Linked DNA regions of Homo sapiens: region 1 is linked to region 2. Evidence: chromatin loops called from intact Hi-C (ENCODE). Cell type or tissue: dorsolateral prefrontal cortex. All regions are shown on one strand. Links, peaks and the distances in the headings refer to the core of each region. The heading gives the core; the rest is flanking DNA. Region 1 overlaps RPL37A-DT (RPL37A divergent transcript). Region 2 overlaps SMARCAL1 (SNF2 related chromatin remodeling annealing helicase 1).

What was found. A loop is a pair of places that touch in the nucleus more often than their neighbours do. Peaks named below come from ENCODE experiments on the same cell type or tissue, not always from the same donor. Only the 100,000 strongest peaks of a DNase experiment are listed, where the experiment ranks them.
Region 1: it touches region 2 in a loop (8-fold over the local background); 3 of 110 quality-filtered maps call a loop at or near these places.

The regions. Positions count from the first base shown.
Region 1 is chr2:216,483,912-216,498,090 of GRCh38, forward strand. RPL37A-DT (RPL37A divergent transcript) reads right to left here. Exons shown (of 4, transcript NR_183317.1): 2 at 4,206-4,332; 3 at 3,215-3,469; 4 at 1-25. Among named protein-coding and RNA genes, the nearest start is that of RPL37A-DT, 7.8 kb to the right of the region's middle. RefSeq lists an enhancer at 8,656-8,715 and a silencer at 12,178-12,247. In dorsolateral prefrontal cortex, for the core only: no CTCF peak of the experiment used is centred there; a DNase peak (open chromatin) is centred at 9,220; H3K27ac peaks cover 3,167 bases.
Region 2 is chr2:216,428,723-216,442,932 of GRCh38, forward strand. It overlaps SMARCAL1 (SNF2 related chromatin remodeling annealing helicase 1), which reads left to right. Exons shown (of 18, transcript NM_014140.4): 7 at 1-60; 8 at 3,996-4,146; 9 at 6,616-6,774; 10 at 9,698-9,763. Among named protein-coding and RNA genes, the nearest start is that of SMARCAL1-AS1, 23 kb to the left of the region's middle. In dorsolateral prefrontal cortex, for the core only: no CTCF peak of the experiment used is centred there; no DNase peak of the experiment used is centred there; H3K4me3 peaks cover 366 bases; H3K27ac peaks cover 3,691 bases.

The DNA.
Region 1 (14,179 bases), core at 4,717-9,716, 60 kb after region 2:
ACTCCAGCCAAGAGCGAAACTCCGTCTCAAAAAAAAAAAAGAAAAGATTAATAATGCATTTAACCCAATATATTAAATATATTATTTCAATTTACAAACAATATTTAAAAATTATTAATGGGAAATTTTAGATTCTTGGACTGGGCACAGTGGCTCATGCCTGTAATCCCAGCACTTTGAGAGGCCAAGGTGAGTGGATCACTTGAGGTAAGGAGTTCGAGAGCAGCCTGACCAACATGGAGAAACCCCATTTCTACTAAAAATACAAAAATTAGCCAGGTGTGGTGGCACATGCCTATAATCCCAGTTACTCAGGAGGCTGAGGCATAAGAATCACTTGAACCTAGGAGGCGGAGGTTGCAGTGAGCCAAGATCGTGCCACTGCAATCCAGCCTGGGCAACAGAGGAAGATTGTCTCAAAAAAACAGAAAAGAAATTTTACATTCTCTTTTCTGAACTAAGTCTGAAACAATGTATTTGATACAGGCAGCATCTCAATTTGGACTAGCCACAGGTTTCACCTGCTCAGTAGCCATATGAGACTGGTGGCTCCTGTATTGGGCAGCTCTGGTTTAGAGAGTGATGAGGGAGTAGGATGTCATGTGGGGAAGAGCAATAGTTGATCATGTTGAGGAGAGGGACAGAATGATGCAGGGCTGATAGGCCACAGTAAGGAATCTGGGTTTAATTCTGAGTATGAATGGGAGCCACCAAATGGCTTTGAGCAGACATATGAGGCGATCTGATTGTATATAAATGAAAATATTTTTTAAACTTATATGTATCTTTTAAACAGAGACACAGCATCTCATTATGTTGCCCAGACTGGTCTCAAATTCCTGGCCTCAAGTGATCCTACTGCCTTGGCCTCCCAAAGTGCTGGGACTACAGGTGTGAGCCACTGCACCTGGCCCTTTTTTATTTTTTAAAAATATAATCAGGCCCAACATAGCAACACCCTGTCTCTATTTAATAAAATAAAATAAAAAATATTTCACGCCAATGCATGTGCAGAAAATAGAGCAAGAAAAGTGGGCAGGGGTAACGCTTAGGTAGGAAGCTATGGAGCTACTGCGATTATCCGTGGGGTTGGTGCTGGGGTGTGGCTGAGTATGGGTCGAACCATGGAGGAGATGAGAAGTGGTTGGGTTCTGGACGTATTCTGAAGGGAGCGATGGAAGGATATGTGTAGATAGATTGACCAAGGGGCATTTGTGGAAGAGAGGCTGGGACTTTGGTTTTGGCCTGAGCAAAGTGGTAAGAGAAGAAAGAGTGGGAAGGGGACACTGGGGAGCCAGGTAAAATCAAGGGTTTGGTTATGGACTTGTTGAATTTGAAATGGCTGGGAGATAATCTAGCAAACTTGGAGACACCCCACCCAGATCCCCTTCAAGGAGGGACTTGCTCAGCTGTGGGGAGTGAAGTTGGTAGATGGCTTCCACCTGGCCACAACTGGCCTGCAGAAAGCCACTTTGTCTGAGGTCACACCCTTCTTAAGGCAGCTTGCATCCATGACTGAGCAAGTCGGGGCACAAAGGCTGGGCCACTTTGGCCTGATGCGGGGCACCTCTGATGAAATACTTAACATTGTGTTACAAGTGCCTGCATATTCAGTACAGTAACATGCTATACAGGTTTGTAGCCTAGGAGCAATAGGCTAGGCCATATAGCCCAGGAACTATGTCCTGGGCAGTATTCGCTGCAGAGCTCCCTGCTCCCTTCCCCCTGCTCCCTGCTGGATTGTCTAAGGTTCCCACAGGCCTATATCACAGTTCACCTCTTCCCCCTGCCAAATAGGCCTCCAGCCCCTTCCTTTCACAGGTGTTAATCCCTAATAGATTATCTTGTGCCCCAAACTCTGTCTTGGTGTCTGTTTCTGGGAAACCCACACAATCTAACAAGATCCAAGTGGAGATGTTCTGCAGGCAGTTAGATGTGTGAGTCTTCACACTGTGGAAACGTCAGAGAAAGAGCTGTGGATTCTGCCCTAGCATGAGCTGAATGAGGTCACTGAACGGGTAAGAGTGGCTTCTGAAGAAAAGCAGTTCTGACTGACCCCCACAAATTGCAACATAGAGACAACGATTGGGCAGGGAAGTAAATGAGGAAGAAAATCAGAATGGGTGCCCAGGAATGGGAGTTTTTGGGGTTTCTTGTTTGTTTGCTTTTTGAGACAGAGTCTCACTCTGTTGCACAGGCTGGAGTGCAGTGGCACGATCTCGGCTCATGGCATCCTCCGCCTCCAGGCGATTCTTCTGCCTCAGCCTCCAGAGTAGCTGGGATTACAGGTGTCTGCCACCACCCTCAGCTAATTTTGTATTTTTAGTAGAGATGGGGTTTCACCATGTTGGCCAGGCTAGTCTCGAACTCCTGACCTCAAGTGATTCACCCGCCTCAGCCTCCCAATCTACTGGGATTACAGGCGTGAGCCCCGGTGCCCAGCCAGGAATGGGAGTTTTTTAAAGTATTTTACCAAGGAAGGAGCTGCTGCTCTGACTGGTCTTACAGAAAGACAGTGAGCCAGATGTACGTTAGAGTTTAGAGTTAGCGCAATTTTCACAACAGCAATGAAAGATGCCTAATTTGTCTGACGTCATGGTGTGTGGATTTGTTAGACTTAAATTGTTTTCACTATTCAGTACTTACTAGGTGCCAGGCACTGGACTAAGTGCTTTACATAAATTGTCACACTTAATGCAATCTTGGAGGAAGGTAGTGATATTTTGATTGTGCAGGTGGAGAAACTGAGCCAAGAAATGTTACAAATTGCTCAAGTCCAGCTAAGAAGTGGCAGAGCAGAACCAGCAACCAGGCCACCCCACCCCTAGAGCCCACCCATAGGTGTGCTGTTCCCCAGCAGGAGACCCAGTGGTGCCCTGGTGGTCTGTTAGCTGAGTTTGGTGCATGACTCCCTTCCTGAAGGGCTTGGCCCTGGCTGGAAGTCTGTCTCTGCGGTCCACCAGCTGGCTCTCTGCAACAGAGAACAGGAAGACACTGGAATGCACCACTTTCTTATCCTTTTTAGTTCCCTTTCCTGAGTTTCTCAACAACTCCAGTTGACAGAGTAGATCTTTTGAGGACACCTAACCCCCCTCACTGTTGTTCAGGGTGGGGTCGGGGGAGGCTTCCTGACGCTTCAGCACAGCTGGGACTGGGGTATCCATGTCCTGCGTAAGGAAGGCTCTGGCCTCAGGAAATGAGTGAAGATGATCACCTTGTTTCATGGCGTGTGGCTGCTGTGCTTCCAATTGGTCACTGTGTCAAGCTGCCGGCTGCTCCTTGGGCCAGATCTCTCCCAGAAGGCCCGGTCTAAGCATCTAAGTGGCATCAGTTGCTTCTCCCAGCTTGCTGAGGAGGACTGTGGGTTAACCGTTGAGTCTGCTTTCCACTGCCTTATCCTGCCATGAGGAGCTCTGCTGTGGCCCCAGATCTCCATAAATAACTAGGCCTTTGGTCTCCTCGTTACCTGCTGAAATGAAAATCCAGGCCCAAAGGCCGGGAGAGAATGTCTTGTCTTGGCTTTCCTTTGGGCCACCTGAATTTTCTTAAATCTTCTCACTCCTAGCTGTCTGTTTTAATTTTGTTAGATATACCACTTTGACATTTGACTATTATAACGGTGACTTGTATCTTGTCAGAAACTTCCAGAGGACAAATGTTGGCTCTATCTAAATTTTATTATGATTTTGTCCAAATCAGGTACTCAGTTTTCTAAGAGCAAAAAACAGAGCAGCGGCTGCAGTTTTGTCTAGTAAGCTATACTACACCCCCTTGTGAGTGGTTGCTCTGAAAAGCCAATTATAGTCATTCACCACATAACAACTTTTGGTCAACAATGGGCTGCATGTGCCATGGTGGTCCCTTAAGATTATAATGGAGCTGGAAAATTCCTATTGCCTAGTGTCTGTCATAGCCATTGTAATGCTGTAGCACAATGCATTACCTCTCCTATGTTTAGATATGTTTAGATACAAAAACACTTACCATTGTGTTACAAGTGCCTACATATTCAGTACAGTAACATGCTATACAGGTTTGTAGCCTAGGAGCAATAGGCTAGACCATATAGCCCAGGTGTTTACTGGATGCTACTATCTAGGTTAGTGTAAGTACACTCTGTGAGGTTCGTGCAATGAAAAAATTGCCTAACGACAAATTTCTCAGAATGTATCCTGGTTATTAAGTGATGCTTGACTGTACATCACCTCATGGCTATTGCCCTTGGAGGTTTATAACTGGCAATGGACCCAGAGATCAATGCAGGTATGGAGAAGCACGAAGTCATTCACGTCGTGTGTGGCGTGATGGGAGGTGATCCAATGGGGACAGACCCTGTATGAAAAGAAATGCTAAAATTGTACATAAATTTTGCCCACATGTTGTTTGCATGGATTTTTGCAGTCTTAGGGGTCTTGTCAATCGAAACAACACAGTCACTTCATTAGGGAAAAATCTTTGGAATAAGTCAAGGCCCAGGAAGCAGAAAGGATTTTGGATCACAGGCAGATCTTGAGAGAACTTCAGGAAGGAATATTTCTTCCTCACCTGCCCCAGTGCCCATCCAAAGCCTCTGCTCTGTGTATCTGAATCACATGACTTGAGAAACATGAAGGAGCCCTCACCCGGGCCCTGTGGACATCTCCCAAGATGCTTCCACCTGTCTGCTATTCACTCAGCCCCCACCAGAGTTTTGGTGCAGCTTTTCTGTGGGCTCTATGGACTTGGATCTCTTAGGATCTCATTCTCTATTTCCATTAACAGTTTCTCCTCTAGGAAGGTGGTTAGGATACAATGGGTATATGGGGTGTAATACAATGGTTATGCTTTGAAAATAAAAGTGAATGTACAGGTGATTTTAGAGACATTCATACCCAGTGTTGCTATGGAGAATCACTGATCATCATTAAATTACTAAATTCCTGTCGTATTCACCCCAGGACCTGCAGCACAGAATGGCCCTCATGATACTGCAAGAAGTCAGGTTAGTGGCTGCCAATGGGAGGCCTTGCTCTCGTTCCTTGCAATTTGGTGCTCTTATTTATTTATTTATTTGAGGCAGAATCTCACTCTGTCACCCAGGCTGGAGTGCAGTGGGGCAATCTTGGCTCAGTGCAATCTCCACCCCCTGGGTTCAAGGAATTCTCCTGCCTCAGCCTCCCGAGTAGCTGGGATTACAGGCACCCGCCACCACGTCTGGCTAATTTTTGTATTTTTGGTAGAGATGGGGTTTCACCATGTTGGCCAGGGTGGTTTTGAAGTCCTAACCCTAGGTGATCCACCCACCTCGGCCTCCCAAAGTGCTGGGATTACAGGCGTGAGCCACCACACCCCGCCTGGTGCTCATATTTAAAACCATTATTTGTCTGTAGTCTTAGTAAATATGGCCTCCATCTGAGGCCTCTAGTTGAACCTCAGTTTTAGCTGTTCTGGAGAAAAACGAACTCTCTCTTTGAGATGTCCCTGAGGTCCTCCAAAGCAAATTTTATTTATACCATGTAGCCTATTTTAAGTTAGACCATCCCATATGTACTCTGAAATTTGTTAAGAGTCACCTAACCAGTTCTGTATAATTCAGCAAAAGACACTTGGACTTATTTATATAGAGAGTGAATACCACTGGGTTTAAAGTGGTATTAATATTTCCACACTAACTCCTTTTCCTCCTTCATTTCACAGCACAGTCCAGACCCCCAGAACTGTGTTTTCTGGAAGCGTCAACTGAAATGAAGAAAATCTAGGCCCATCTCCTCCCACTCTTGTCCCTGCCATCAATTGTACCCTTACAGGATTTTACTAGAAGTCCCCTCTGGCCCATGGAGCTGGTCTCTGCCTTCCCTCACCAGGGTCACTAAGTGGTATCTTGTTTCCTGAGTGATCCTGGTTGATTTCTGCCTCTAGGGCTGGCATCAAGGAAACCTCTAAGAGGCAGCAAAGAATCCTGTTAGTCTTGATCCACTTGTGCTTGAATTAATCATGTCTTTTTCCTTCTTGGCTTCAGAGGAGCCTTTTTCTAGATCAGTGGGAGAGCTGAGAAATTGAGCAGGAGGTGTCATCCCCACACCACTGGCTCTGAGGTGTTGTCTTGTCTGTTCGTTCTCGTCTGTTAGAACCTCAACGCTTTTTGAAGTTCTATCCTCTTTTTTGCAAAGGGGAGAGAATGAAGTCCAACCTTATATTTACTCCATCCTCCCACTTCTCACCAAGTTCAGAATTATCAACATAAAAAGTGGCTCGGAAGTTTAAAGAGGGTTAATTGGAGAAGTCTCTTCTACCTGTGTTTTGTTTTGGTTTTGTGTTTTCCTGTGCAGTCTCAGTGAAGGAAATGAATTCCTGACCATAGCAGAAAGCATTAAGAAGCCTGTGAGTCACAGTCTTTTGGGCATTATGACAATCAACAGTTATCTGATTTTGCAAGATCCTCTGCACACATTTCTCTCCCACCCCCTATTCAACAGATTTTGAGGCTCTTTTTCTCTTTTTTAACTCCTTTTTTTGGGGGCAAAATATAATATACAGAACAGTTCATAAAACAATTTAGTTTAACAAAATATTTTAAAATACACATCCATGTAACCATGACCCCAAGGTTATGAAAATAGTATGTTGTGAGGCCGGGTGTGGTGGCTCACGCCTGTAATCCCAGCACTTTGGGAGGCCGAGGCAAGTGGATCACCTGAGGTCGGGAGTTCGAGACCAACCTGACCAACACGGTGAAACCCCATCTCCACTAAAAAAAAAAAAAAATACAAAAATTAGCTGGGTGTGGTGGTGCATGCCTATAGTCCCAGCTACTTGGGAGGCTGAGGCAGAAGAATCACTTGAACCCGGGAGGCAGAGGTTGCAGTGAGCCGAGATCGTGCCACTGCACTCTAGCCTGGGCGACAGGGCGAGACTGCCTGGGCAACAGAGCAAGACTCCGTCTCAAAAAAAAAAAAAAGAAAGAAAGAAAGAAAAAAAGAAAAAGAAAATAGTATGTTGCAGAAGCTTTTGTGTTTTGCCGTTAATGTTTAGATCTACAATCCACCTGCAGTTTATTTTTGTATATGGGGTGAGGTAAGGCCAAGGTTAATTTTTTCCATATGAATATGCAGTTAGCTCGGCACCACTTATGGAAAAGACGGTCCTTCCACCTACTGCTCTGCAGTGCCTTCTTTCCAATATTATGAACTGGATGTAAAAATACATCTAAGGCTGGGCGCAGTGGCTCACGCCTGTAATCCCAGCACTTTGGGAGGCCAAGGCGGCAGATGAACTGAGGTCAGGAGTTTGAGACCAGCCTGGCCAACATGGTGAAAACCCATCTCTACTAAACATGCAAAAAAATTAGCTGGGCATGGTGACGGGCGCCTGTAATCCCAGCTACTCAGGAGGCTGAGGCAGGAGAATTGCTTGAACCCGGGAGGCGGAGGTTGCAGTGAGCCGAGATCGTGACACTGTACTCCAACCTGGGCAACAGACAGAGACTCTGTCTAAAAAAAAAAATTCATCTAGAAAAGTATAAGCTCAAAAATAAGAGTCCTGCATTCTCCTCCCTCCCTCCCTCAGCCCTACCTCCTAGAAGTAATAACTAAATAATTTGAGATAAAGCCATTTGTAATTTATCTCTATGCATACAAATATATGTAAAATACACATAGAATCTGTTTTTACAAAAACTGTATCAAATTCTTCATACTGAAAATGACTCACTTCACATGATGTACTTGGCCATTGTTTCATATTGATCTACCCATTAAATTATGATTTATTTATTTATTTATTTATTTATTGAGACAGAGTCTGTCTCTGTCGCCCAGGCTTGAGTGCAATGGTGCGATCTCAGCTCATTGCAACCTCCGCCTCCTGCTACTCGTTAAATTAAGCTTAACCCAGTGCTGCCTTGTTACATATTTTAAAGTCCGCCTAAAGGTTTCTCTGTGCAGAGTGAACTATAACCTAACTAGATTGGTAAACAGACTGGGACCCACTCTTGTAACAAGTAGCCAAGTCTCAGGCAATTACCGCAGCCATATGTCAGCCAATCACAGGTGGCCAACCGTTCACACTGTGTTCAAATAAGGCAAATATGCAACCAATCCAGCTCTTTCTGTCCTCACTTCCCTTTTCTGTATGTTACTTTCTTTGTTCTGTCCATAAATGTGAACCAACCATGTGGCAACCCTGGAGCTGCTCCGGACCTCTTCTGGTTGTGGGGGCTGTCCAATTCACAAATCATTCTTTGCTTAATTAAACTCTGTTAAATTTAATTTGTTGAAAGTTTTCCTTTTAACATACCTTATCCCACTTAAGAGTTGCCAAGTAACTACTCCAGTCTTTATGTGTGCACTTCCTGTGTAAATGCTCTGTGACGGGTCCATTAATAACTAGAACGAGTTTAAATGGAATTTGAGGGGAGAAGGAGGAAAGGAAAGAGGGGTTGCCTGAGTCAATTTCCCACACTCTTATTCTTTCGGGGCATCCAGGACTGCCTTGGAGGGCCTCACCTTTCCTGCTGGGTCAGCTCTTGCCTGTGGCTCTGGCCTCACGGGACTCTCAACAATGCTGTGCAGGCCCCACTCTTGTCTGTGGCCCCCAGGGGCTTTGTGGAGAGCAGGCTCTCTTGAGGCATGAAGTGAAGGAACCACGCCCCAATAAACCCTTTCTGTCTCCAGCACAAGATGAATTTGGAATGATGCTTGCACCTCAGATTTCTTTCAAGAATAAAATGTTCCATATGCCCCAAGAGAACTGGTTAACAGCTACAAGAACTCCTCTCTGGAGGTGACTTTTAACTTATTTATTTTTCTAAAGGCAAAGAGTGAATGTTGAGGGCTCCTTAAGAGCAGAGGTGAGCCAGCAGTGATTTTTACTGAGTCTTTTATGGGGACACATTATAGTTAACATTCTCCACACCGGATGGTACTCTAATAGGGATGGAAATTTATGAGCCCACAGAAAAGACAAATTGAGACTTTAGGAGAGGGCCGATTCTCTGAAGTCACTCAGAGCTGATTTCATGAGTGCTATTTGTACATCCTCAAGCTTGCTATTTAAAGATAATTGTTCAGTTTTGACAAAATTGCTCTGAACATGAACAATTTCCTCCTATTATGGAGTGTCTCATTTTCAGCCGCTTACTGCATTCCTACTCATGCATTCCCTCTTCTCTTGCTCTCTCTCTCAGACCCCCCTGAAGGCCAGAGACGTAGGAGGCTCTGCAGCGGAGGGCGTGGGGGAGGCAGCACATTTGCTAAATGATGATCTGAATTAGGCTCTAGTGCCAGCCCAGGATGGCTCACCTCAGCTCTGCCTGGACTGCCCCAGCATGAAGCTGACTCACCCACTCCCCAGCTCAATTGAGCACCATCCTGTGTGGCCAAGAGGCACAGTCTGAAAAGGGAGGATCATGGTGAGCATTTGTTTAAGACTCCTTCCACTAGTCTCCTTTGTTTGTATCAACATGGATATATTTTTGTTTTAATTTATAGTTTTCTGGAGGCAGGCATTGCTTGGGTGGAGAGCTTTCCAGATAACATCCCTGAAATGCAGTGCATTTCCCTTCTGAGGGAAGAGGGACTTGTTCCCTTGGCCCCTTGCCATCTTCCACCCTAACCTATGGGGGCAGAGGGTGCATGAGGCCTGTGGTGGAAGAGAAACATCTTGGGCACATCTCACTCCCTTTGTGGGCCTCAAGCGGCATCAGTTACCATGACTGTAGTGGTTTCATTGTGTCCAAGCTAAAGAAATTAAGGAGAAAAGAGATGGGCATATTTTTAAGGGAAAGAAGAAGGCAGATCTTCTGTACTTCCTTGAGTATGGCAGAAGAGGAGAGAGGATTGAAAAGGCAGAAAGAGATGTTGAAATCAGGTAGCAGCAGCAGCAGCAGCAGCATCTCAACAAACATACTGGCCACTATTTTAAAATGTTCACTAGACACTTCATGGAAGTTATTTTATCTTCCTGAGACCCTTTATTGTACAGTATACTCATTTTGCAGCTGCGGAAAGAGACTTAGAGACTTGAATCATGTGATACAGTGGAGCGAACACACGTTTATGTGTCACTTAATGGCTATGTGACCTTGGGCAAGTCATTTGACCCCCCGGGCCTCAGTTTCCAGTTTGGGCTACATTATCTCTAAAGCCTTTTTCAGTTCTGACATAACTGGACTGACTTTACAAAGCAGAGAAACCCAAACACATGAAACGCTTCATATACCCATCACCATTATACCATGCAAGGTAACAATCCCCCATTCAACAGACATTACTGCTGACACGTCAGGCTCTTGTATAGGTCCTGGGATGCAGAGGTGAACAACACAAGCCCTGTCCTCATGGAATTGACTTGTGGTGACCTCCTTGGGTGGTGGTGGTGGTTGTTTTAAAATAGACTTTATTTTGTAGAACAGTTTTATAGTTATATAAAAAAATTGAGGAGAGAGTATTTTTGTATACCCTTACCCAATTTTCTCTATTGTTAACTTTTTTTTTTTTTTTTTTTTTTTTGAGATGAAGTCTTGCTCTGTCGCCCAGGCTGGAGTGCAGTGGCACGATCTCAACTCACTCCACCTCCACCTCCCAGGTTCAAGCAATTCTCCTGCCTCAGCCTCCCGAGTAGCTGGGATTATAGGCATGTGCCACCATGCCTGGCTAATTTTTTGTATTTTTAGTAGAGATAGGGTTTCACTGTGTTAGCCAGGATGGTCTCAATCTCCTGACCTCGAGATCTGCCTGCCTCAGCTTCTCAAAGTGCTGGGATTACAGGCGTGACCCACCGCGCCCGGCAACATCTTAACATTAGTATGGTAAATTGGTTACAATTCATAAAGCAAGATTAATACATTATTATGACCTAAAGTCTGTAGTTTATTCGGATCTTCCTAGTTTTTAACGTATTGTCTTTTTTTTGTTCTAAGATTTCATGTTACATTTAGTCATCATGTCACCTTACGCTCCTCTTGGCTGTGACAGTTACTCAGGCTTTCCTGGTTTGACAGTTTTAAGGAGCCCTGGTCAGGTATATTGAAGGATGTCCCTCTTTTGGAATTTGTCTATTGTTCTCATGATTAGACTGAGGTTATGGGTTTTGGGAGAAAGATCACAGAGGCAAAGTGCCATTTTCATTCCACATCAAGGGGACATAGTAACAAGATTATCACTGTTGATGTTGACCTTCATCACCTTGGCTGAGGTCGTGTTGGCTATAAAGTTACTCTTTTTTCCCCTTTCTATACTGTGCTCTTTGGAAGGAAGTCATTCTGTGCAGCCCACACTTAGGGAGTGGGGAGTTATGCTCACCCTCCTTGAGAGCAGAATATCCACATAAATTATTTGAAATTCTTCTTGGCCGGGTGCAGTGGCTCACACCTGTAATCCCAGCACTTTGGGAGGTCGAGGAGGGTGGATCACGAGGTCAGGAGTTCAAGACCAGCCTGGCCGTTATGGTGAAGCCCCGTCTCTACTAAAAATACAAAAATTAGCTGGGTGTGGTGGTGCATGCCTGTAGTCCCAGCTGCTCAGCAGGCTGAGGCAGGAGACTTGCTTGAACCCAGGAGGCAGAGGTTGCAGTGCGCCCAGATCATACCACTGCACTCCAGCCTGGGCGACAGAGCAAGACTCGGTCTCAAAAAAAGAAAAAATAAATTCTTCTGCAAAAGAGAGTTGCCTCTTGTCTTTCATTTATTTAGTCTATCATTTATTTATATCCACATGGACCCATGGATATTTATTTTACACTTGGGTTAAATCAATACTACCTTATTTATTGCTCAAAATTTTCTAGCTTTGGCCATTCGGAGTTCTTTCAGTTGACTCCTGTGTCTCTCTGACATATCCCCATCAGTGTAGGGTTTTCTGAACATTTCCTTACTTTCTGGCACAAGATACTGCAGGCTCGCCTTGTATATTTCCTGCTGCAGTCCTAGAATGAGTCACTTCTCTAAGGGGCCCTGGTTCCTTTTATTAAAGAATGATATTATAAACCAAGATCTGGGGTCTGGGCATGGTGGCTCATGCCTGAAATGCCAGCACTCTGGAAGACTGAGGCTGGAGGATTGCTTGAACCCAGGAGTTCCAGACCAGCCTGGGCAACATGGCAAGACTGTCTCTACAAAAATAAAAAAATTATTTGGGCACTACTCAGGAGACTGTGGTGAAAGGACTGCTTGAGCCTGGGGAGGTCAAGGCTATAGTGAGCTGTGATCACACCACTGCACACCAGCCTGGGGAACAGAGCAAGACCCTGTCTCAAAACAAAACAAAACAAATAAAAACAAACCCTGAGATCTGGGGCAGTAGGTATACTCGTCGTTACTGGAGATGTTTGGGGTTTTTTTTTTAATGGTAGTTTTTTTAGATTATAAAAGAAACACATGCTCATTATAAAAGATAATTAGAAAATGCAAAAAATGTATGCAAAAATCAATTTGACTATTCCCACTATCCACTACTTTTTGCTTTTTCTCCTCCTTGAATTTACACAGCCAGAGCTGGAATAACAGATTGGGGAGGATAAAGAGACAACTACCTTTATTCCACAAAATTGTGCAAGATGTGCTGACATAAAGCACATGGTGGGTCACTGCCCCAGTGGCACTCAAAGTCTGGAAGCTCTTCCTGGAATCATAGGAGGGAAGAACTGGACAGGACCTTGAAGACCACCTGGTCCAGCTCCTTGTAAATAAAGATGGTGGCTGCTGGGAGGTGGGGAGGTGGTTCTCCATGTGGGGACTGTGGCTTACCTAAAGTCAAACCACAAGGTAGTTACAGATCCTGGCCCAGACTGAGTGCCAGGGACCTGATTTTAATTCAACTATGTTTTCTGATGTGCTTTTTCAGTGCACTAAATATTATGATTTGGCGTAGTACAAGCTAGCAATTAGGAGAACTAACTTTGGGATCAGACAGACCAGATTTGAGTTCTAATTGCTGTGTGACATTGAGCAAGTTTCTTAACTTCCCTGAGATGAGTTTCTTTTTTCTTTCTTTTTTTGTTTTTGTTTTGAGAAAGGATCTCACTCTGTTGTCCAGGTTGGAGTGAAATGGTGTGATCATAGCTCACTGTAACCTCTGAACTCCTGGGCTCAAGCAATCCTCACGTTTCAGCCTTTTGAGCAGCTAGAACCACAGATGTGTGTCACCATACCTGGCCTATTATTTTTTTGTGTGTGTGGAGATGGGGTCTCGCTATATTGTCCAGGCTGCCTAGAACTCCTGGTCTCAAAGAATCTTTTCCAAGAGAGACTCTGTCTCAAAAAAAAAAAAAAAAAAAAAAAAAAAAGAAAAAGAAAAAAGAAAGAAAAGTATATAATAACTTGTCAGAGGTCCCACAGCTGGTAAATAGCAGAGTTCTGTTTTGAACCCATACTGAATCCAGAGCCTCTAAGTTCCTAATCATTACATGAGACTTCCTCTCTTTTTCTTAGTAATGAAGATAATAATCATTCCTATCATAAAGGATAATGGAAAATTAAATGAGAACATCCACATAAAATACTCAGTGCCTACCATGTGTTACCCTCCAACAATTGTAACCATATGAAGTACATAGCTGTTTGCAAGTTGCTTTGATTTGATTTGATTCATATATATTTTTTGAGACAGAGTCTCACTCTGTTGTCCAGGCTGGACTGCAGTGGCGTGATGACAGCTTACTGCAGCCTCAACCTCCCAGGCTCAAATGATCTTCCCACCTCAGCCCAGGTATGCAAGTTGACTTTAATACAATTGTGAGGAAAAGTGAACAGGTGCAAAATTATTTGAGACAGTTAATATTAAGCTTTGGGAACGGAAGCTACTTGTTACCGGACTTCTGATTGGAATCAGGGCCACACAATGCCTTTCAGCTCCCATGGTCTTTCTTGGCCCTCTAATCATGGATTCTCTCTTACACTCTTATTCCAGTAGTTTTCTGAGCTTCTTATTCTCTGGATTAGCCATCCCCTGAAAAAAGGCAACCAAACTTCCTAGTGTGTGTGTTCTACGTGAAGAAAGAAGATCATGTGTCTAGTTCCAGAACACACCCTCCCCACCCCCGGCCTCAACCAGAAATCCAATTCTTCCCTGCTGACCCCTTTGAGAGACCTGGAGGGACAGAGAATTGACGGTGGGTAAAGGGTAAGATGTTGGAGTTTAAGGGTTCAGGCCTGGACCAGGAAGCTGTCTTAACAGCCTAGTGTGGGGCCATGGAAGTGAGTTCT
Region 2 (14,210 bases), core at 1-5,000:
TTCTGAAGTGGACCCCAAGCTCGTGTCTAATCTGATGCCCTTTCAGAGAGCTGGAGTCAAGTAGGTTCTTGATCTTCCTCTCTCTTCCTCTGTTGCTCAAATTTCATTACTCACCACAGACTGCATTCAGATGCTTCCTGTTTTATGAACTTTTATTTACCATGGATAGATGAAAATTTAGAAGAGTCTAGGCATTAAACAGCCAGGTGTGCTGTTACCAAAGCTTTATTGTAACCATTGATTTCAAATTCCATGGGTTAATCAAGACTCTGAATTGCAGCTATGCAGAAACCCAATTCAAATTAGCTTAAGGAAAGAGATTTCTCAGTGCCTGTAAGAGAAAATCCAGCATCTCTAAAGATCTCATCAGGCTGCTCTCCTCTCTCAGATCTGCTTTCTGTTTGTTTGCTCTGTTCCCAAGCAGGTGTTACTCAAGTGTGGCAGCTCGGGCCGCCAGGGGCTTCCAGCTTGCATTCTCAGCTTAGCAACACACAGAAGCACCATTTTTCTAATGGGGCTAACACTGCAATGGCTTAAGTCTGGTACCAATGTTGGAGCCAGTCTTTGTGGCCTTGGAGGCTTGAGGTCTTGTTGATTAGACTTGGTGATAGGCCTGTCCCTAGAACCAGAGGGTAAGGCCTGCCCACCTAAATTACTGGGATTGAAAGTGGGAGGTGGCAGTTCTCCAAAAGAAAGTCAAGGTGCTCTTATTAGAGGAAGAAAAAAGATAAACCTACATCCTGATCTTTCCTTTTTTTCCAGAGTTTCTTGGGAGAAGCAAAATGCCGTATTTGAACTAGCCTTCTCTTAAAAATATGGGAGTTCAAGGAGAAGAAAGAGGAAGTCTTGATAGTCTGTCTAGAAATAAGAAGCTGTTATTAGACAGTGTAGTTGAACATAGAGCCCTGTGCAAGGGAAGGAACCTAAATTAACAATGGCACTGACAAACCACAACAGCCTGCCTGCTCGAAGCCTGATTGTGGTATTTTGGTGAAAGCTTGGCTACCGTCTCTGGCAGGATTTGGGTCTCGGTGTGCCGTTTGGGCACAGTGCACTTTATTATGTTACCTGGCCCCAGCCCTTCCCCCTAATTCTTTTCTTCATTTCCTTCCATCTCTCTTACATAGCACACTCTGCAAAACCTCCTCTGGCATTGCCATTCCAATGCTCCAGCTGGTGAGATGTCCTTTGGGCCTTGTTTTAACCAGGCTCAGGGTGGTTTTTTCCTTTCATCTTTCTTTCTCTGGGCCTCTTTATTAAAGCTGCAGTAGAGGTTGCCCAGCCCCACCCCCTGGGCAGCCCCTGCCTTCAGCATCCAAGTTCTTCGTGGCACTGTTAGCCATCCTTGGGCCCACGTGTTGGGTGCTGGTTTTACCAGTTACCCCATTACCCCTGAGAGAGGCTCTGTGTGTGAGGCGCCCCAGGGCAGATCTGTTTCTCTCTCTGTGGCTCTAAAGTACTTGTAATCTTTCTTCAGAATTTTCTAAATAAACTCAGATTTTAACTTTCATAGTCTGAAGAGGTGGGGGTTTGGCATTGGGGGAGGAGGGCTGTCAATTCTATGTTTTGTTTTGTTTTCTTTAATGCAAGAACTACAATTGAACACACCCATTAATTTATAAAGCAAAATCTCTTAGAAATATCAGCATCTTCTAATATCCAAGTCACCCTCTTCAGCAGGTGAATGAATTGAGGCTTAGAAAGGCAGTCAGTTGCCTAAAGTTATTCAGCAGTCAGAAGTGGAGTTGGGGCTTAAATCTGTGTTTTCTGATTGATTAATTTCTGAGTATGACATTTTTTTCTATTGTATTCAACTGCCCTGTGGAGGATGACATTTACTTATGTTATTGTTCCTCTGTTATCCAGGCTTTTTCTGTCTTTGTTGTCATTTTTTGGCCACTTTGTTCCTTAGTTGGGCTCCCTCTAGGCAGGGGAAAAAGGAGAGAATGTGAAATTCAGGGGGTCCATTCTGCTCTAAGGATGCGGATAGACCAAACTTCTGGAAATTATAGATGGTAAAGCTGAGAAGGCTGAAACAAAAGACGCTCAAAGGGCGTGGGGCTCTCCATGGATTCCGTTGCTTAGGTACTGCCTGTCCTCGCTGGCCACCAATTTTGTAAATCAGAAAGTGAGGTAAAAAATACATCTTTTCACACCTGCCCTCCCCCCATCTGTCTGTGTTGTGGGTTGATCCCAGAAATGGTCCAGAAGATTTCATAGAGGTGGGTGTACAGGGAGGAGGCTGCGCCTGTTCTGGAGAGGTGAGGCAGCCCACTGCTCGGCTCCGTTCCTCCCCAGTGGAGGGTGAGGCCGCCAAAGCTGGGCTTTGGGAAGGGCTGCCCCCTCTCCTAGGCAGGCCCCCGCCCAGGCTGCAGGGAGAACAGAAGGGTGCCACGCCATGATGCCTGTTGTCCCCACACTCTACTGGCTTCGGGCTGCCTGGGGATTTGCTGCCCAGTTTTCCATCTTTGGAAACGGTGTTTCCAGGCAATTCAGAAAGGGCAAGTGCAGCCTAGACTTCTTGTCCGCCCTGCTAGCTGCTGATTAGAAGAGGTGACATTCTCTGTTTTCACTGTGTGAGAAGGAAAGAGAAAGAACTATCCCAGCGGCTTATTATCAGGATTCTGAGCAAATGATCTATTTTTCAGAGATTAGATGAAAGAAGACTAGTATTTGGCACAGAGGACCAGACATCTGGCACTTGGGATCCTTTTAGCTTTTCACTGTTTCATCATGCGACACGAGCAAGTCATTTTTACTGTTTGTGTTTTGATTCTTTTTCTTTTTGTGGAATAGTAGTTATGATAGAAGCACTTCCTTAGCACTTATGATGTTGCCAACCACTGTTTTCAGTATTAGCTTTATTAACCCTCCCACAGCTCCATGAGATAGGTACTGTTATTACTCCCTTCTTACTGCTGAGGGGGCTGAGGCATAGGGAGGTTAAATCATGTGCATGAAGGTGTACAGCTGCTGAGTGATGGAATTGGGACTCCAACCCCAGCCAATCTGGCTCTGAAATAGTGGAATACACCTTTATTCATGAACTATTAGCAAGGGATGCTGCACTTAAGGGCTTTAGGGTCCTGGAGGCTGCCATAGTGAAAAACTCAGTGCTGAGGTTGGTGCTTCCTGTTGGACAAGCACCCTTCCTCCCATCCTTTTCTCGCCTCTGTCCTCATTAGCAGCATCTTCTGTCTTTGCCAGCCCCTTTCTCTGCCTTTATGCATACTGAGTACTCTCTGATCTTCAGAAAGCCTTCTTTTCACCCTACCAGCTCTTCTTTCCTTCCTTCCTTTCTTTTTTTCTTTTTTTTCAGATGGAGTTTCGCTTTTGTTGCCCAGGCTGGAGTGCAATGGTGTGATCTCGGTTCATTGCAACCTCTGCCTCCCGGGTTCAAGCGATTCTCCTGCCTCAGCCTCCCAAGTAGCTGGGACTACGGGCATGTGCCTGTAGAGATGGGGTTTCACCATGTTGGTCAGGCTGGTGTCAAACTCCTGACCTCAGGTGATCCGCCCCACTCAGCCTCTCAAAGTGCTGGGATTACAGGCATGAGCCACCGCGCCCGACCCTTTCCTTCCTTTCAAGGCAGACTCTGGAGTGAGTAAGCATGCCCTCCTCAGTGCTAGTCCTGGACTCCCACCACCCTCCTCCATGTACGTCCCCTGTGCCCTGCCTACAGTGGGCCGAGGCAACTCCTCTCACTGGAAACTTCCTTCTTTGGCCTCCACGACCTAATCATCTTCCAGATCTTCTCCCTTTTGACCACATTCCACATTTTTCCTTTTTGGGCTTTCTCTCTCTCTCTCTCTCTTTTTTATTCTGCTCCCTATTTGGCCTATGTACCTTTCCTTCTGGGGAGCAAGTCTGGTGGTGGGCTGGGCCCGGGCTGGCCAGTGAAGTGGCCTTCACCCAGCAGTGCTGACCCACCGGACATGAGGGCAGATGAACTCATGCCCCGGGAAATGTGCCATCCTCACCTTGTCTGCCTTCAGTTTTGCCATAGCCAAAGGAGGCCGCCTGCTGCTCGCTGACGACATGGGCCTGGGGAAGACCATCCAAGCCATCTGCATCGCAGCCTTTTACCGGAAGGAGTGGCCGCTCCTGGTGGTGGTGCCATCCTCCGTGCGCTTCACCTGGGAGCAGGTTAATGGTCTTCAAATTGCAGTTTTCACAGAGAAGGTTTTCTTCAGTGTTAGAGTCATAAAATAATGGTTTGCAGACAGGGCCTAGGGATCTTTAAGGATCCTGTCTCAAGTAAAGGCAAAGGCAGGAAGAGAGATGAGATGCCACCTGAGGGCAGGCTGGGGGTTTTCTGGATTAGAATCAGGTTACACCTTGAGGGAAGAAAGCCAAGGAGAAACCGGCTTAGAGACTTGTGTTCATCTGTCAGCAGGCACTTCTGGGACCTCTGTGCCCTGCTAATAATACTTTTCATCTGTACCACACTTAATTTTTTTTTATTTTTCTTTTTTATTGTTTTTTAAAATTTTTATTTATTTTGAAACTGGATTATGAGACTGGCTAGTTTTTGTACTTTTTGTAAAGATGAGGTTTTGCCATGTTGCCCAGGCTGGTCCCAAACTCCTGGGTTCAAGTGATCCACCTGTCTTGGCCTCCCAAAGTGCTGGGATTACAGGAGCCACTGTGCCCGGCCCACACTTAATTTTTAAAATATTTTTACCTCCTGTATTTTCCTCAATCCCATGACAGTCCTGTGCAGTAGGTACAATAGATAGTAACCCCATTTATAGATGAGAAAATGGAATCTCAGAGGTTAAGCTCCATGCTTCCTCTTAATGAGGAGCCCTGGCGGATCTTGATGTGGCATCTTCTGACTTCCCAACTCAGGGGTTTTGCACTCTGTAGAGGGGGGAGTGAGTGGGATGTTCACTGTCTGCCAGGTAGCTTTATGGATCCAGAGCCTGACAAGAAAACTGTATCACTCACCCTTGAGCTTTTTTTGCTGTAAATCCAGGAATCAGAGTGCTTTTGTGAAATGAATAAAAAGCCCATGAACAAACTCAGTGAAGAAGGAAGACCTGGTCCATCGTCCACAGCTTTTTCTAGCTTTATGCCACTGACGTCAGCCTGGGACTTCTTCCTGAGGCCTCCATGAGCCATTCATGCAGAAGAGGCAGCTCCTCCTACTGCCGGTCAGTCCAAGGCCCAGATGTGCTATTCTGACCGAAGAGATGGCAAAAAAAAAAAACACTAAAAAATGTGCACCTTGTTTTTTTTCTGTCCTGGTGATCTGAGTTCTTTTTTTTTTTAATTTTAATTTTTTATTTTATTTTTTAATGAGACAGGGTCTCATTATGTTGCCCAGGCTGGTCTTGAACTCCTGAGGTCAAGTGATCCTTCTGCCTTGGCCTCCCAAGTCTTGTGAATTCTGCCAGTGCCTGTAGAAAGTAATCTTCAGAACATATTTTGTGTGCGTTAGGTTCCCACAGCACCCTCAGAAATTCTAGGAAGAGTCAGCCAGACGGTGACCAGCCTGAGGTTAGAGAAAAGGCCAGCCCTCCCTGTATTGAACAGTGTCACCCCATGTGAGGCAGGTGAGCACCCAGATGCCTGGGTGGGTTTGGCTAGAGATGCTCAGATTGCCAGAGAGAGAAGGTAGATTTGTAGAAATATCGACATAAGTAGTCTCGTCATCATCAATAAATGTTTATGATTTGCCTTCAGTGTACCAGGCTCTGCTACATCGTTCATAAAATTCCTCTTAAAAAGAGTCGCATTCTTTCCCTGCAGAAACTTACCATCTAGTTAGAGATCACAGAAATGAAACCCAGACACTGTGAAGTGACTGTTGACAAAGGCAGGGAGATAGCGAGGCATGGTGGTTCAGGCCTGTAGTCTCAGCAACTTGGGAAGCTGTGGCAGGAGGATTGCTTGAGGCCAGTACTTCAAGACCAGTCTGAACAACATACTGAGACCCATCTCTTTGAAAAAAAAAAAGAAAGAAAGAAATTAGCCAAGTATGGTGGTGTGCACCTGTAGTCCCAGCAACTTGGGAGGCTGAGGCGGGAGGATCACTTGAGCCTAGGAGTTTGAGGCTGCAGTAAGCTGTGATGGTGCCACTGTACTCCAGCCTGGGCAACAAAGTGAGACCAACACAACTCTCTATTTTTTTTTTTTTTTTTTTTCTGAGACCCGAGGTTTCTCTCTTGTTGCCCAGGCCGGAGTGCAATGGCGCGATCTCGTCTCACCACAACCTCCACTTCCCGGGTTCAAGCGATTCTCCTGCCTCAGCCTTCCGAGTAGCTGGGATTACAGGCATGCACCACCATGCCCAGCTAATTTTGTATTTTTAGTAGAGATGGGATTTCTCCGTGTTGGTCAGCCTGGTCTCAAACTCCCGATCTCAGGTGATCCGCCCTCCTCAGCCTCCCAAAGTGCTGGGATTACAGGTGTGAGCGACCGCACCCGTCTCCCCCAACTCTTAAAAAAACAAAAAAGGGAGTGTCCTGTTAGTGGCAAGTGAAGGGGCACAGGTAGGTGAGAGGAAGGTAGAGGTGATGGCTGTTGATGGGCATGAGACTGCTGCTGTCACAACCAACAGCTGCTGTGCTGGGTGGTCATTGTAGCTTTGTTCCCTCCTGTCATCCACAGGCCTTCCTTCGGTGGCTGCCATCTCTGAGCCCAGATTGCATCAACGTCGTGGTGACTGGGAAGGACCGCCTGACAGCTGGCCTGATCAACATTGTCAGCTTTGACCTTCTTAGCAAGTTGGAAAAACAGCTAAAAACCCCTTTTAAAGTTGTCATCATTGTAAGAAACTTGGCAAAGTCTTTAAGTACTTTATCTCTCTGGAAACTTTCTTTGTAAAAGCTCTGAGAACTTTCATGTCTGTAATCTCCTTGAGCCCCATTTAGTTTCTAGAAGAATAGAAATCACTGTCTTTATTTTGTGGGGAACTGGAAATTCATTCCCCTCAAATAGCCATTCTCAACTCTGGCTACGTACTAGAATCTCTTAGGGAGCTTTTTTTGAAATTGTGATTTAATTAGTCTTTGCTGGGGATTTCTAGCTCATCTCTTTCCCAGCGTGACTCATGGATGGAGGCCAGCATGTGGACCCCAGGCCACCTGGGGGCTCTGGGTACTACAACCTGGACGGCAAGGGGGTGTGCCTACATCTGGTGCCATCTTACTCAAACAATTGAGTTTTCTTCCAGCCAATGTGAAGATACACCCCCACCCCACAAAAGCACTTTTTACTCTAACTGTTTTTTGGAGGTTTTTCTGTGTTGTTTTTTTTGAGACAGAGTTTCACTCTTGTCACCCAGGCTGGAGTGCAGTGGCGTGATCTCGGCTCACTGCAACCTCTGCCTCCCGGGTTCAAGCAATTCTCTTGCCTCAGCTCCCCAAGTAGCTGGGATTACAGGCACTTGCCACCACGCCCAGCTAAGTTTTGTATTTTTAGTAGAGACGGGGTTTCACCATGTTGGCCAAGCTAGTCTCGAACTCCTGACCTCAGGTGATCCACCCACCTTGGCCTCCCAAAGTGCTGGGATTACAGGCATGAGCCACCTTGCCCGGCCTCTAATTGTTTTTTAAAGAAGGTCTGACTGGACCTGCTTCCAGATTTGACAACATATCTTTCAATTGCAGGCTTTCCTACTTTTAACTCCTCACATACTTCCTAAGGAAAGTCTAGACAGACTTGGTACCCAGCCATCTCTGTCAGTACTGAGTATATTTACATAACTCACACAAATATTGTGGGAGCTTAGAGAAAGGAAGGAGAAGATACCGTTACTGACCTCAGGGGATCTATTATTCTGTTTTGGACATGAGAACCACACTGTGTTCTTAGCATAAGCAAACTTGAGTGTTGATAGTTTTGCAAAGTGATATAGGTAATGAGTCTTTGGGGGAGTCATTTTTGGTTCGGCACAAATTCAAGTGTGGCTTTGAAAAGATGTCAGCATACATGTGAAATGAAAACATTCCAAGAAGTTTCCCAGGATGATGGGGATGGCTCTACAGTGTGTGGGAAGAATAATGCTTTCAATTCTTGAGTGTTGCCTTGTGTTAGGTACTGACATATAATCATCTATTTTCCCAGTGGCCCCTGAGTAGGCTTTATCTTTTATCCTTGTGAATTATCCATTTCACAGCTGATGAAACTGGCAGTGAGAGTGGGTACATAAATTTGCCCATAGGCACAAAGCTAGCAAGTTGGAGGTTATTGAATAAAGCTGGGTTGCGTCTGCCTTCAGAATTCATGTTCTTCTCTTTCTGGCCCATCACTTAACCTGCTGTATGATTTTTGGCAAGCCACTTACCACCATTGTTGGTTTGTTCTTCAGTTAAGTAAGAGCTCTGTCCTCTTTCTTTCAGAGAAATGTTGTAAGAAAGAATAGAGTGATGGCTCTGAAGTGTCACACTTTTCAGAAGAGGCTTCAGTTTAAACCATTCTTTGAGATTTGTTCCAGTATTGGCACATTTTTACCCATTGGTTGAAAGGGCCCATTCTCTTCCATATCCTCTGTACTTTCTGTGTTTTTTCTCCATAAATACATTTTACTTGACTGTAATGAGGTCTCATGATCAGAAAGGCATATGACCGTAACACTCCAGCTTTCTGGACAGGATACTTTCTTGATATTTTGAGGGTTATTTCACACTCCCCTCTGCTGTGCTTTTGTGGCCCTTTTTGCTCATGATAGCTGAAATGGAATAGGGGATTTCTTATAGATCATCTTTAAGGACAGCGTTGGGATCTCACTGGTATCCCAGCTATAGGAAGGCTGATACCATTGAGTGCTTACTGAGTAACAGGGCTGTGCTAAGGACTTCACATGTGTTAGCTCATTTCAGACTCACAGCAACCTAATACATAAGGAATTATGATACCCATTTTACAGACAGCAAAACTGGCATTACAGAGAGGTGGTTGCTCAGAGTCACACAGCAAGGAATTTGACTCTGTACCAAACTAGAAAATTTCCACTTAAATACTCATGTATTAGTTACTCATTTGGCTTTAGAAAATATGATCAACTCTATATTTGCTTATGCAACAAAAAGAAAAAAAGAATAAAGAAAAACAAACTATATATATATATATGTATGTATTTGCTTATGCACAGATACAGAGTGGTTAATCAGACTTCATGTTCTAAACATAGCAGTTCCTTGAGAATAGGAATCATATCGTCTTCTTTCCGTCTCTCAGTTTCCCCAGCACTTTGTTTACACTCGCCTCAGTGACAGTACTGATAATACAGCCTGATCGGTTGTCAGTGTGTCTGGCATCCTTCCTGCACCCTGAGCCCCTGAGGGCAGGGGCTGGACACCCCAGAGCTTTGCACCAGTGCAGGGCCCATTATGGGGCACTTGGTCTAGTGCTCCACAGGTGGGAGGTGCCTCTTACAAAGCAGCAAACCACCTTCTAGTGGTTTCTTTGAGCAGCCTCTGAGGTGGGCGGAGCAGGGATTCATGAATCCCACTTTATAGATGGAAAATTGTCCCCAGAGAGCTGAAGCAACTTGCTCAGAATGCAGTAGAGAAGCTGCCACCAGACCCCTGGGTCCTGACCTAGGCCCAGTGAGCCATCTCCTTGAATGAGAAAGTGCTAAGGGAGCATCCACCTTGCACTTGCCATGCCAGGGTCAAGCCTAAAGTGACCCATATTTCTGTCCACTCAGGATTGGATCTTGTACACTTATGTGGCTACTTCTTTTCAGGATGAATCTCACTTCCTCAAAAACAGTAGGACTGCCCGCTGTCGAGCAGCTATGCCGGTCCTAAAGGTGAGTACTTCTGAGAACTGAGCCCACTGAGCATTGGCATCCCATAATATTTTGCTCAGGCTTGCATGTCGTCCTAGTCCAGCAGGGGTTGCAAGTATAGACCTGTGGGCCATGGTCATGACTTGGCATTGACTTAGGGCATCTGTCTCTCTCCTTAGGGCTGTGGTACCAATTTCATCTTTCTTCCTAACATCCTGCTAAGGAACTAGTAGGCAGTACTAGTAGTCAGTAGTGCTGCCTTTGTCTCTCGAAGGTCAAGACTGTTGAGGCTGGGTGGGCATTGGACTCCAGAATCCTCCTCTGGCTTCCTACTTAGATAAGAGAGAGCCTCTAGCAGCTTGTCCACTAATTAGCTTAGAAAAAACTGCCTGTCTTCTAAGTCACTTGTAGTGGCAAAGCTGCCTAGATGCTGGAAATCAGGGAAGACGAGTTGTATTAATGAAAGTAATGGCAAAAAAACGCAATTACTTTTGCATCAACCTAATACAAACAGAACTGAGCAAGGGCTGGCGGGGTCAGCGAGATACACTGGCAAAGCTAAGATGGGCCTTAAAAGCTGATACTGTTTTCTGTGGCTACCCTGAGCCTCTTTGGTTGACAGAAGGGGCAGCCATCCCCCTTCCTCCCTGTGGTGGCCTAAACTCATTTCTGAGTGCTTTGGCGGGTGTGAGTTCTGGCTTCACAGCAAGCAGGCGTGGGTATGTGATGCAGATTCTAGTCTTTAAGCATGTTCTGATGTGCAATATAGGCTCTGTATTTCATCTGTCTCTCTCTTCTGTGTTTGGTTTCTTAGTCCCCCATCCCAACAGAGGGTAGTCCTCCAAATTTCCTTCCATTATGGGGGGGGGGGATGATTTTTTTCCTATTATTGTAAGAGGGAAGGAGAAGTACAATTAGAAAAGTAGCCTTTTCTCTTGTAACAAGTTAGAAGTTTCTCACAGATTACTTTGGAGGTATCCACTTTGGTTTGTGTAGACTGAGCAAACCAAAGTGTGTGTTTTTCTTGTGCTCAAAGCAACCTTTGTGTTGTACCAGCATTTTAAAACTATGGCTTTTATTGATTAAAAGAAGCTTTAACTTTTACCTAAACTAGGGAAAACAAATACGCTGAATGTTAATGAAGCTTAGCATTTGAACATTAATCTTAACATTTCCTCACAAAACACACGTAAGTGTCCACTCATTTCAAGTTTTCATGTGTTTAGGAATAACGGAATATGATACATCTTCCAAGGCAGGGTCATGTCATGTGCCAAACCAAAGAATAAAAGTCTTTTACTGCAAAAGCTTGGTTTTGCTGGGGTGGTGGCTCACGCCTGTAATCCCAGCACTTTGGGAGGCCGAGGCATGTGGGTCACTTGAGACCAGGAGTTTGAGACCAGTCTGAGCAACATGACGAAATCCCGTCTGTACTAAAAATACAAAAATGAGCCAGGCATGGTGGTGCACACCAAGCTGAGGCAGGAGAATCGCTTGAACCTGGGAGGCAGAGATTGCAGTGAGCCGAGATTGTGCCACTGCACTCCAGCCTGGGTGACAGAGTGAGACTCTGTCTCAAAAAAAGAAAAAAAAAAAAAAAGCTTGATTCTCTGCCAGTATTACCTATAAATATTTATATGTCAATAGCCATTGATGGACACATTTAAATAAAATGTTTTTCCTAGGTTGATGACCCTTCTTTTGGGAGGCCTTAATATGCTTTCCATAGGAAAACAATAGGGTTAGGTATTTTGGTTTCAGTATTTCAGCCATAACTAAATTAAATCTTTACTCCTGATTGTTTAGACAAAAGAAAATGCACAATAGATAGATTCTATCATTAAAGATACAATGTGAAAGCTTCTAGCAACCACTTGTTAATGTAGTCATTGCCTGGCTGGGCAAGCTGAGCCAGATAGTGGTTTCTGAAATGTGTGCCTCTCAGCCAGACCTTTGGAAGCAGCATATACCTCTTTAATATCTTGAGTGTGTTTCAAAGTGACATGTTTAAAAGAAATCTCTAAACTGCTAACTAATATGTACTACTCTGCATTTGCTGTAGAACTTGGATGAATTAATATTTTAAAATAAGCCTCATGAACATGGCCTGTGTTTATGAAGGTGTCTTGGGGCCACGCTCTTCCGCAACGTTGACTTCATATAATGCTGGACTGTGGCAGGATTGGGCTGAAGGAGTGGGATGGAGCATTCTGTGCTATTCTGTTAACCGAACCTTTCATCTCTGTCTTATTGTATTTTCGTCTAGATTGGAGTCTCTCAACCATGGTACTGTTGACATTTTGGGCTGGATGACTCTGTTGTTGGGGGGCTGTTGTGTGCATTTTAGGATGTTTAGCAGCATCCGTGGCCTCTACCCACTAGATGCCAGCAGTTCCTCCCCAGTCATGACAACCAAAATTGTCTCCAGATGCCACCGAATGTCCTCTGAGGGAGGACAAATCACTCTCTACTCACCTTGCCCTTCTCCAACCCCATGGAGAACCACCAATCTAAATAAGGAAATGAATCTAAATGTTTTTGGAATAATAAGATAGTTGGGAAAAAGTAAAGTATGTCTTTGAAAAGCCATATAAGGACCTAATTTAATACCACTTGATTGTTCCTCTAATATGAACATCTCTTAGAACTATATTCTGATAATTAATATTACAAGCATATTTTCAGCAAATAGGCATAATGAGGTATTTAGATTAAATCATACAGTTCGTTGGATAGCAGGGCCAGATCGTGTCCAGAAAAATGTGGATTTTGTAAATAGCAATAGCAGTCAGCAGAGAGAAGGTGTGTTAGATTGTAAGAAATTGGTGTCACTGTCCCCTGGGAAACGTGACATTTTTCTTCCCCCACAGCACTATTGGCTGGGGCTACTAATCCTAAATGAGGTAAATCTATTTTTATATATAAATATATGAAAGTAGACCAGATAGAAGCTAAAAAGAACAAAGTTAAAATTACCTTTAATCCCTCCAACAGAAAAAGCCACTGTTAACAGCTTATTTTTCCAGCATGTCAATTATTGAGCAAGATCATCATTTTTCAATAACTATGGAGCATTTACATAGTGGAGACACATCCCATAATTTAATCCTCAGTATCAGACATGCGGTTGTTTTCCATTTTTGCTATTATAAATAATTCTGCAAGTGAACATCATCTATATGTACCTTGCATATTTATCCTATTAGGACAAATTCCTACAATCAGAATTGCCAGGTCAGTTTTCATTTGACCTTTTTAGGGGAGGCCTCTGAAGTCCAGTCTGGCCAGGCATAACAATCTTCACTCCCATTCAGTCTTCAATCAGAGGCTTTTTTTTCCCACATGACTCCGCCCTCAGGATTACTGGCACTCTTTTAAACAGTGAGGTGTGTGTTTGGGGTTTTTTGGTTTAGTTTAGTTGTCTTTTGTCTACACTGGCTTTTATTGTTAAACTAGTGTAATAACAAAATTAAAAATTTTTCAAAGGGAAAGGCCCCTAGAGTCCTACCATTCTTTCCTAAGAAGCAGCTGTTTCTCTTTTTCTGTAAGTAGAGAGTACTTTTTATATCTCTGTTGATTGGCTGGATGAGATAGTGGCTAAAAGGTATAAGGTTTTTTTCTTTTTCCTTTGTTATTAAAGTAGTTTAAATAGATGATAAATTCAAATGGGGCCGGGCGCAGTGGCTCATGCCTGTAATCCTAACACTTTGGGAGGCCTGAAGCAGGAGGATCACCCGAGGTCAGGAGTTTGAGACCAGCCTGGCCAAAATGGCGAAACCCCATCTCTACTAAAAATACAAAAATTAGCCAGGCATGGTGGCACACACCTGTAATCCCAGCTACTTGGGAGGCTGAGGTGGGAGAATCACTTGAACCTGAGAGGCGGAGGTTGCCCTGAGCGGAGATCGCACCACTGCACTCCAGCCTGAGCAACACAGCTAGACTCTGTCTCAAAAAAAAAAAAAAAAAAAAATTCAAACAATACAAAAGGATGGACAGTGAAAAATAAGTCTTTCAACCCCTCTAGGTTCCCTAGTCCCCAGTCTCTTTCCTCAAAGGCAGCTATAGTTACCAGTTTTCAGGTTTACTTCCATAAAATAACCTGCACCTATGGAAGTACGAGTGTGTGTGTTTCCTTTCTGCCTCCTTAGAGTGTTTTACAACCATTGTTTTACACTTGCCTTTATCCCCTTAATAATGTATCTTGAAAATCATTCCATGTTGTTCCAAATGACTTCTACCGCATTCTTGCAAATAGCATTCTATTGGATAAATTTATCATAATATGTATTATCTGTTCTCTTTTGATGGATTTGTAACCAAATTGCAGCTATTACATGCAACACTGCAATGACCATTTTTTCATATGTTAGAGAAGTGGGGAGTAGAAAATGCAATCCCTGTGTGTCTGAGATGGCTTTTTGCCTATCAGGCCAGAGGGGAGAGCAGTGTCAGCTGGCAGATTCTG